Linked DNA regions of Homo sapiens: region 2 is linked to region 1. The links are chromatin contacts, found by Hi-C or POLR2A ChIA-PET in ENCODE. All regions are on one chromosome and are shown on one strand. Each heading gives the region's core, a stretch centred on a gene start or an enhancer-like site at or near the end of the contact. The rest is flanking DNA. Distances are from core to core; before and after follow the strand shown.

What was found. Hi-C counts contacts between places; a loop is a spot of excess contacts on that map. ChIA-PET counts read pairs that join two places held with the same protein, here RNA polymerase II (POLR2A).
Region 2: a map of chondrocyte shows a loop between it and region 1 (3-fold over the local background). The contact joins two enhancer-like sites. A Hi-C loop is called at or near these places in 1 of 168 maps with a recorded cell type or tissue (chondrocyte). POLR2A ChIA-PET finds 5 or more read pairs at or near these places in 2 of 52 experiments (H1 and activated T-cell).

Annotation. Positions count from the first base shown.
Region 1 is chr3:70,062,381-70,066,352 of GRCh38, reverse strand. It overlaps SAMMSON (survival associated mitochondrial melanoma specific oncogenic non-coding RNA), which reads right to left. Exons shown (of 5, transcript NR_190186.1): 4 at 1,035-1,107. Among named protein-coding and RNA genes, the nearest start is that of SAMMSON, 65 kb to the right of the region's middle. Within about 2 kb of position 1,963, at least 3 of the 41 ENCODE cell types and tissues checked have a DNase peak (open chromatin) inside an H3K27ac peak, as active enhancers do.
Region 2 is chr3:71,047,213-71,051,184 of GRCh38, reverse strand. The region is part of intron 9 of FOXP1 (forkhead box P1); the gene reads left to right. Among named protein-coding and RNA genes, the nearest start is that of FOXP1-AS1, 240 kb to the left of the region's middle. RefSeq lists enhancers at 1-307, 1-1,179. Within about 2 kb of position 2,029, at least 10 of the 41 ENCODE cell types and tissues checked have a DNase peak (open chromatin) inside an H3K27ac peak, as active enhancers do.

The DNA.
Region 1 (3,972 bases), core at 714-3,213:
TAACAACAACATTATAAATGCATTTTTGAAGAAACATTTGAAGTTACAATGTAATAAACTGAACAGAATGTCATAAGAATGTCAAACTGGGCACTGTAAAAATAAATGTTATTCCCAAGGAAAATAAAAAGTCTGCATATTTATGTAACATTCAGCAGATGGACGTGATATTAATATAGGGTTTTCAGTTGTACTTTTATAGCTACTAGATTTTCTTGCCTAACTTGGCAACCCGAGGCACCATTTGAGTTTTGGATTTGGACAATACTGCAACAGATGTCCAGACCAATAAAATAAATTCCTTAAGGGCTATGCTTAATTTGTGTAATTGATCAATTTTGGTTACATAGGCCTCAGCTCACCAGCATGTAACTGCCTTCCACAAAAGCTTTGCAGTTGGGATTTCGTTCCATATGTTACAAGAGTTTATGGACTCTCTTTGATAATGCTGCAGATAGAAATGGGCCTGCGGTGACACCTGTTGGCAACCAGCGGTGAAAAATAACAAGGGATGGAGTGGGCAGTTCTGGGGCAGGGTTTCTGCACCTTGGCGCTATTAACATTTGGGGCCAATTTTTTATTGTGTGTGTGTTGTGGGGGTGGCTGTGCTGTGCATTGTAGGAGGTTTAGCAGGATCCCTGGCTTCTACCCACGAGATGCAAATAGCATCCTCCCCCAGATGTGACAACCAAAAATGTCTCTAGACGGTACCATATGTCCCACAGAGGACAACAGCCCCCCAGGGAGAACTCTTGCAGTAGAGTGGATACTTCTGAAAGAGGCACACATTGGAATGGCTTCAGATTTCTCACATTTTTTTTTCTAAAAAAAACAAAACACAAAGCACTTTTCTTTCTTTCTTGCCTTGAAGTCTCTCAATCTAATAATAGTTTTATGGACAACTCATGAAAACTTTGGCCCAACAGACTGTATCTGTAATAGGTGTGCTAGAGCCCCATCCTCGTCACTGCACGCAGGCGGGTGGTAATTAAGACATGGATTTCGAAGCCAAACTCTAAATGTTCATCACTCACCTATTAAAATTGCCAGAGTTGCTATGTTAATTATCTCCCCGTATCCTTGATTTAGCATAATACGGCCTGCAGCCTGTGACAGAAATTAAAGGAAAGACCAGTGACCTCTTTTGTGATTGTGCTAATAACTACATGATAATAAATTAGTTTTCAATTTTCAGAAGACTTTACATAGCAAAAAAAATAAAAAAATGGAACAAGTGTATGATACACAAACTTGATAAAAGATGGCTGATCAGCACCAACTTTGAGTCTTCTTCTTTAAATTAGTTTCCAACCAATGTAAACAGCACATCTGAAATCAAACTGCAGTATTATTTTTCTGGCTCAGTACATTACATTGCATTAAAGATAATAATAATGAGAAGATTATGTCAGTCTGCATTTTACGTTGGATATTTTAGCAATCAAATCCTATTTATATAACTTTTTCAGGGGTAGAGAAAACTTTGACATACACACTGTACACACGCCATGCATACACACACCACACACAAAAGATTTTTCCAGTAAGACATATTGACTTGAAGAATTCCTACTAATATCAGAATAAAAACATGAGAAGTAAAATGACTCATCCAATAGCAAAGACGCGCCATGACTTCTTGGCATGTTTTGTGCCTTCCTTACATCTGCTCCTGCCTCTAACAGCTTTCTTCCCTTGGCTGGCAAAACCCAAATAAGAATGTACAGGAAGCATGGCCCCACTCTGATGTACAATAATATTTAGCTAATTAGAAGAGTCCTCCAGCTCATTATGCTAGGCAGTAGGAAGGAAGAAACTACATGAAAGCATGACACTTGCTAAGCCCTAGGATGGTGTCAAAGCTGAACTGGCATCACTTTCTCCCATTTCTTTATAGACTTGGTCGGATTGCAATATTATTCCTTGAAAATCAGTTTTGACTTTGAGAGAGAAGGATCCCTTGAACACTGCACCATCTTCTGGCCAAACGCTTAACTACAAGTGCTTAATTAAAGTGTAAAGTCCCAGATTTCTGAGAATGACTGCCAAATTAGTACGTACTTGGTATATTTCATTATTCCTATTTTAAGACAGCACAATAGACAGAAACACAGGGCATTTTCCTTCTGATTAAATGACAAGGCACTGGAACTCTGTTTTAATACAGCTTTGTGCTTCATTCACAGTCTCAAATAATTTTTTATCCCACAGATATTTGTGGAAAGCCATGTATAGATCTGGCACTTAGAACTGGACCCACAGAAGGGTAAGACATGGTTCCAGCCCTCTGAGAGCTTACAACCTAGTCATATAATCATGAAATGTAAAGTGGATGTATTCTGAATAGCCCAGACAAGAAGTGCAATAGGAATTAGGAGGTGAGATCTGAGGACTGACCTTGTAGGAAAAGATTTACTGTAGACAGTGGCCCTTAAATTATGATGAAGAATGATGATGCTGATGCTAATGATACTTAAGATATGCCAGGCACTGTGCTAAGCCCTTTACAAATATTGCCTTCATTAAACAGCTGAATTTTGCTGATGGGTAACCCAGCAAGGGAGTGTAAAAGGTTAAGACTCAAGCTCCAGTTACCTGGACACCATAACTCATGCTCTGAACCACTCTCCTGTACTGTCTCCTGTGATAAGGATTTGATTCACAGAAAGGAGTTTCTGGGGGAAGGAAACAAAGTCAGCAAAGATGGAGACAGGGATATGCAGTGGCAGCTCTAGAATTTCTCTGTAGGAGGGACTTCAGATGAAAATCTGTTTGCGGGGGAAGGGCTGCTCAAAGATGTAATTCTTTGCAGCTATGTTTGCAGAGGAGGCACACGGATCCTACCTAAAAGAAGAGAAGCTGATGGGGATCTCAAGAAGGGCTAGCCTCCCAGAACACCTAGGGCTGCTGCCACTGGGAATATGTGCTGCATCTTCAAGCAAGAGCAAGGAATCCAATGGGGTTGGAGAGCTAAGCGGTTCAGAAGGCATCACAGGAAATGGGATTTGAAAAGCAGGCTGGAAAAAGACCAAAATATTCACAAAGTTGCAGGTGGGTCTAAAGATATATTTGGTGTAGAATAATGAACCTATTCAAATATTATACAAAAGTTAATCTGTTCTCAATGTGCAGGGTTGAGGGAAAAGGTACGAAGCAGTGAGATAAAAGGCTCTAGCATTAATCAAGATATTTGTCAAGAGAAAGAAAAGAAAGGGACCAATGTGAGAAGCATTTCAAGGAAAGTCAATGCGGCGGGGGTGGGGGGGGCTGGTGACAGAAGGAAGAGGGTCCCTGCAGACAAAGCAGGAGACAAAGAACTTCCCAAGTGCTTCAGTTTTGTAGTGAAGGGCAGAAGGGACACCAGGTGATGAAGTCAACATTTTCAAAAATAAAGGAAGATGTAAATTTTTGGAATACTGTATTTCTGAAGATATGGGCAACCCAAAATAGAATGTCCAATATGCAACTGATGCCAATACTAACTGCTCACTTTGGACTGAGCTCACGGCTGCAGGTACAGATGTGGAAGTCATTTACACCAAACTCAGAGATGAACACATGAGGACGACTGACTTTCAGAGGAGGCAAGAAATGGCAGAGCGAAACAGCCAGCCAGGCCTGAACGTTTTGGGACATTCCCCTTTGGAAAGGAGTGATGTGAGAAGCCAGAGAATGGGCAGAGAGGAGACATTAGAGGGAGGATAAAAGTCACAATGACAGAAGAGCAGTGCAATATCAAAGAGATTATGGTTATTGGTGACTGCTACAGAAAGATCATGAAGAGCATCTCAAAATGTTTGTGTCTGACAAATATGTACTGAGCATCCACTATGTGCCTGCTACTGTTCTGGGGCCTGAGGATAGAACAGTGAGCAAACCAGAGTCTGTCCTCAATGAGCTTACATTTTAAGGAGGAGAGGATAGAAAATGAGCAAATTAATATGTTAAATCAAACCACAAGAAATTGCCAGT
Region 2 (3,972 bases), core at 780-3,279, 980 kb before region 1:
GTAATTAAAATGGAAATGGCACAGGGAGGGAAGGCATGTAATTGTGAGATATCACTGTGCAGAAGGCTCTCAGCTTTGTTTTGCTGGCTGTTTTTCTAATTCAGCAGGGCTTACTCATCAGTGGCAGTTCAATGCGCGTTAATGACTCTGGGATTGCAGGCATCACTCTGGACAAAGAAATGATTATTGTGCGGTCAAAAGAAGTTCAAAGACAAGAAGGGAATTTCAGTTTTTTCCTTAGAGATCCACATTCAAGAGCATATAAATTAAGCCAAATGTTAAAAACCACAGTCTGAAAGCTGACTTCAAAGTCACAACTCTCTAATTAATGAACTGCGAGCTTCAGTTTGGACAAGTTGTGGTTTGATGCGCCCATAAATCAACATGACAGGCCTGTTTCACAGTCTCAGACAGTGCTTGTCATTGAGTCACATCAGATGTAAACACAGCAGAAAAAAGAAGGGGTATGAAGGAGGTGCAATTGATCAACAGAATTGGTAAAAACCCACTTTTGAAGCACATTATGCATGATCACAGGAAATGGTTACAGCCTCAAGAGGTTTCCCCTTCTGCTGTTGCTTTTTTGAATCAGATTGCTAACAGCCTTCAAAAGGGAGAATAAGAATTATGGAGTTTCTCCCCTGTGGCTTGCAGGCAATAACCCCCTGTTGTTATTTTGTGCTTCTTTCTTTTCAAAGGCATCAAAATTTAGTTTTTTAAAGATCTTTAACTCTATATTTGAAGACAAACAAAAAAGGGCTGCCACTGTCATTCTTATCAGTTACCAGGGATTGCGTTTTTCCTTTCTGTTGCCACTTCTTATTAACCTCTTATTTGGTCTGTGAGACATAGTTTGGAATGCACGTCTGCATGCTGGGAGAACATGAAAGTTCAGATGAGCTCAGAGGGCACATAAAGAAATGGGAAGGGGAAAGTTACACAGCAGAAAGAAGGATAAAAGTTACCTCTCCCAAATTGCTGTTGTCAGAAAGGAAAGCATCTCAGAGCACAAAGATGATAGTGGTCCCTGAGTTTGGGAAGGGAGTGGCAGGGGGTGGGGAGTGTAGGGGAGAAGGAGAACACTTTGTGTCTAAACAAGGAGAAAGCAAGACATTGTAGGAACATTCTTGCATCTCCAGGTCGCTAGGTTTGCTGTGGTCCATGCTTTGTCATCCACTTCCCAGGCAAAGGTGACCCAGGAGATAGGTTGCTTTGAATATCCTTTGAGGTAGGCAGACCAGTGGATGGGTCTCCTTGGATTCATGGTGCCAGTGGATTTGTCTGAGACCCAGGGTAACAATGCTTAGGAGATCTGTAGTTTCCTGAGGTAGGGACCAGTCTCCTGGAATTATCATGCAGGTGGTGGTCCTTTTGTGCTAAAATGAGATGGAGTCACACGGTAGCATTTTCATGATGTGGACTGGTGGTTATGATTTTAACAAGGTTTGAACTTGGTTGTTGACAGATGGAACAAGTATGTTAATTTACTGAGTCCCCAGTCATTAGCGGCTCATAATTTTATATTGTCAGGCTCCCCCCACCCCCTTTTTTTCCTGTTTTGATTACCTCTGCAATAAGACACCTGATCTTTGGCCAGAACGATGTACCTTTGCTCTTTTTTTTTTCCTTCCCTCCTAAAGTTGCCTTGAGATGTTTCCTTGGGAAAGTTTGGCTCCATATTGGGTTGGACCAAGACAGGACCTTCCTTAAGAAGATACGTGCTCTTAGGTAGGGGAGGAAGAGAGGATGTAGGCCCAATACAGCTATTGAAGTGACTGCTCATGAATATTGGACAGAAGTGGTGAGGAAAATAGACAGCAGAATTCATTTTAAATCGAGCTACAAAAAAAGATTCCATCCTGTGCGGGTGAGGTAGGCTAAGTTGATTGTTTTAAAAGGGCCGTTTGTCCCGGGCAGTTATGACAGTTTATGTTAGGCAGTAGGGAGTAGCCGAAGAAAGGAAAACAGACCTTTGACTGCAGCTCTAGGGAGGGGATCCGAAACTCGAGGTTTATCAGGGCATTTTAGCATTTTAACACTGACTACTGACCTGCCGAGGGGACTGCACGGAGACCTTTTTTGTATGCATTCAATTGTGAGAAGTAAACAAATGGACCCGTATCCTGTGTTTGGTAACTGGGTGGGGAGCGCAGTTTGGCAACCGGTGTTGCTTTTAAATTCTTTCTTTGGACAATGGGCCTTGTATACTTTTATATCCTGGCTTTTCAAACGTAGACAGCTTTCATGAGCTTTTTCCTAGGGATGGCCACAGAGACAACAGAAAAGGCATCAGTCATTTTACATAAATACAAAATTTTTAAACATTTCATTTACAGTAAGGCAGGAAACACCCTCCCCCACCTCCAGCTGTACCCCCCCCATTATAGTCTGCTTTCAGAAAAGCTAATTCCCTGATCTTTTATTGTGTCAATGTTGTTTTTTTCTCTTCCCTTTTTTTTGTAATGTTGTGAGTTAATATCTGTTGAAGAAGTGAAAAAATCGTTTTGACATGAATATAACTATCACTGGGTTTTACATTAATGTGATAACTTGGGAAGGGGTGAAAACAATTGGATCATTTTATGCATGCTGTTCTTAAAATGAAAACACTGGCTTTTCATTTAAATTTATTTAAATTTTTGTTGTTAGTGGTATAGAATTTGTTTTTTGGAGTGAAACTCAATTAACTTTCTCAGTGGCATGGTAGTAAGTCTGAAATTGGTTGCTAATATGAGAATGATGGTTTTTACTGTAAAATAAACTACATGAAGACCGAAAGGAAACCACCATTTTTCTCTTTCTTTGAACTTTGCATCAGAAGGTCTTGATATACATACCATTTTATGGATGTATCAGATCAAGGTCATGTGTTAGGTTAAGTGAATGCAGTTGTTTGTAAAGTATAGTTATTAGCCAGAACATGTAAGCTCTGAAAGGGCTTGGATAGTCCTTTTAGTTGTAAAAGTCTCTCTGATCTTTTGAATCATACTCAGAATTAGGAACACTGATCTTGTTCTTTTCTTGAAGAAACTTTTCTTTTTTTTTTGCTACAGTTTGGGAAGGGTTAGTTTTCCTTTTATAATTGTTAGCCATAATGTGGCTAAGACCTCCACCTCGATACGATTGCTAGCAGATTAAGGATATTAGATAATTTCCTTCTATTTATTGTACTACTGCACTGTATTATCTTTCTATCACTCAGATAATTACTGAGGAAATCTACATTAATTTTTTTGGCTGAAGCAAGGCCTGCTAAACACAGGAATGATGTATTGATGTTTTACACAACAAAAGTTTTCCTCCTGTCATTGTCCAATCAACAAAAAGATATTTATCATATCGTAAAGCCCCTTCTTTTCAAGAACAAAGCAGATGGGGGAAGCAGGACAAGCCACCAGACCTGGGAGTTTCTGAGACTAAAGCCATGTTAAGGCATCTGAAGCTTAGACTGTCGTTCATGTTAAACTCACAGTCGAGTACGATGTTGTTTGCTAAATTATGAATGTGTGTAATTAAAATCTAGTGGCTGTTTCTGTGAAAGATTTACAATGTTATTTCATCGTTTGTCATGGCTAATTAACAATATTAGATGAAGTTTTTCTTCTTCAAAGGTCTGATTTTTTCTCATTTATTTATGTCAGAAGTGATAAACAGAGTAGTTAAAAGCTTCTGCCGGTGCAGGCAGGGAGGGAGGCAACTTGTTCTTTTACACCTCAAAGGTTCGGGGTTCAGACCCCTTCAGACTAGAGTGATGCAGTCTTCTCTCTAGTGTGCATAATTAAAAATTTCAAAGTCTAAAAGTTTACATCTTGATGACAAAACTCAGACCTTTCAAACTGGGGGGAAAGCTGGCTTGATGGACGAATTATGTGTTTATGGGAGCGGGCAGTAGAAAGATAACACGCTCATCTCCCCACCCCTCCTCAGAGGAGGTATGCTTTGTCCCTTTTAAACCTTGACACGGAGCCCTCC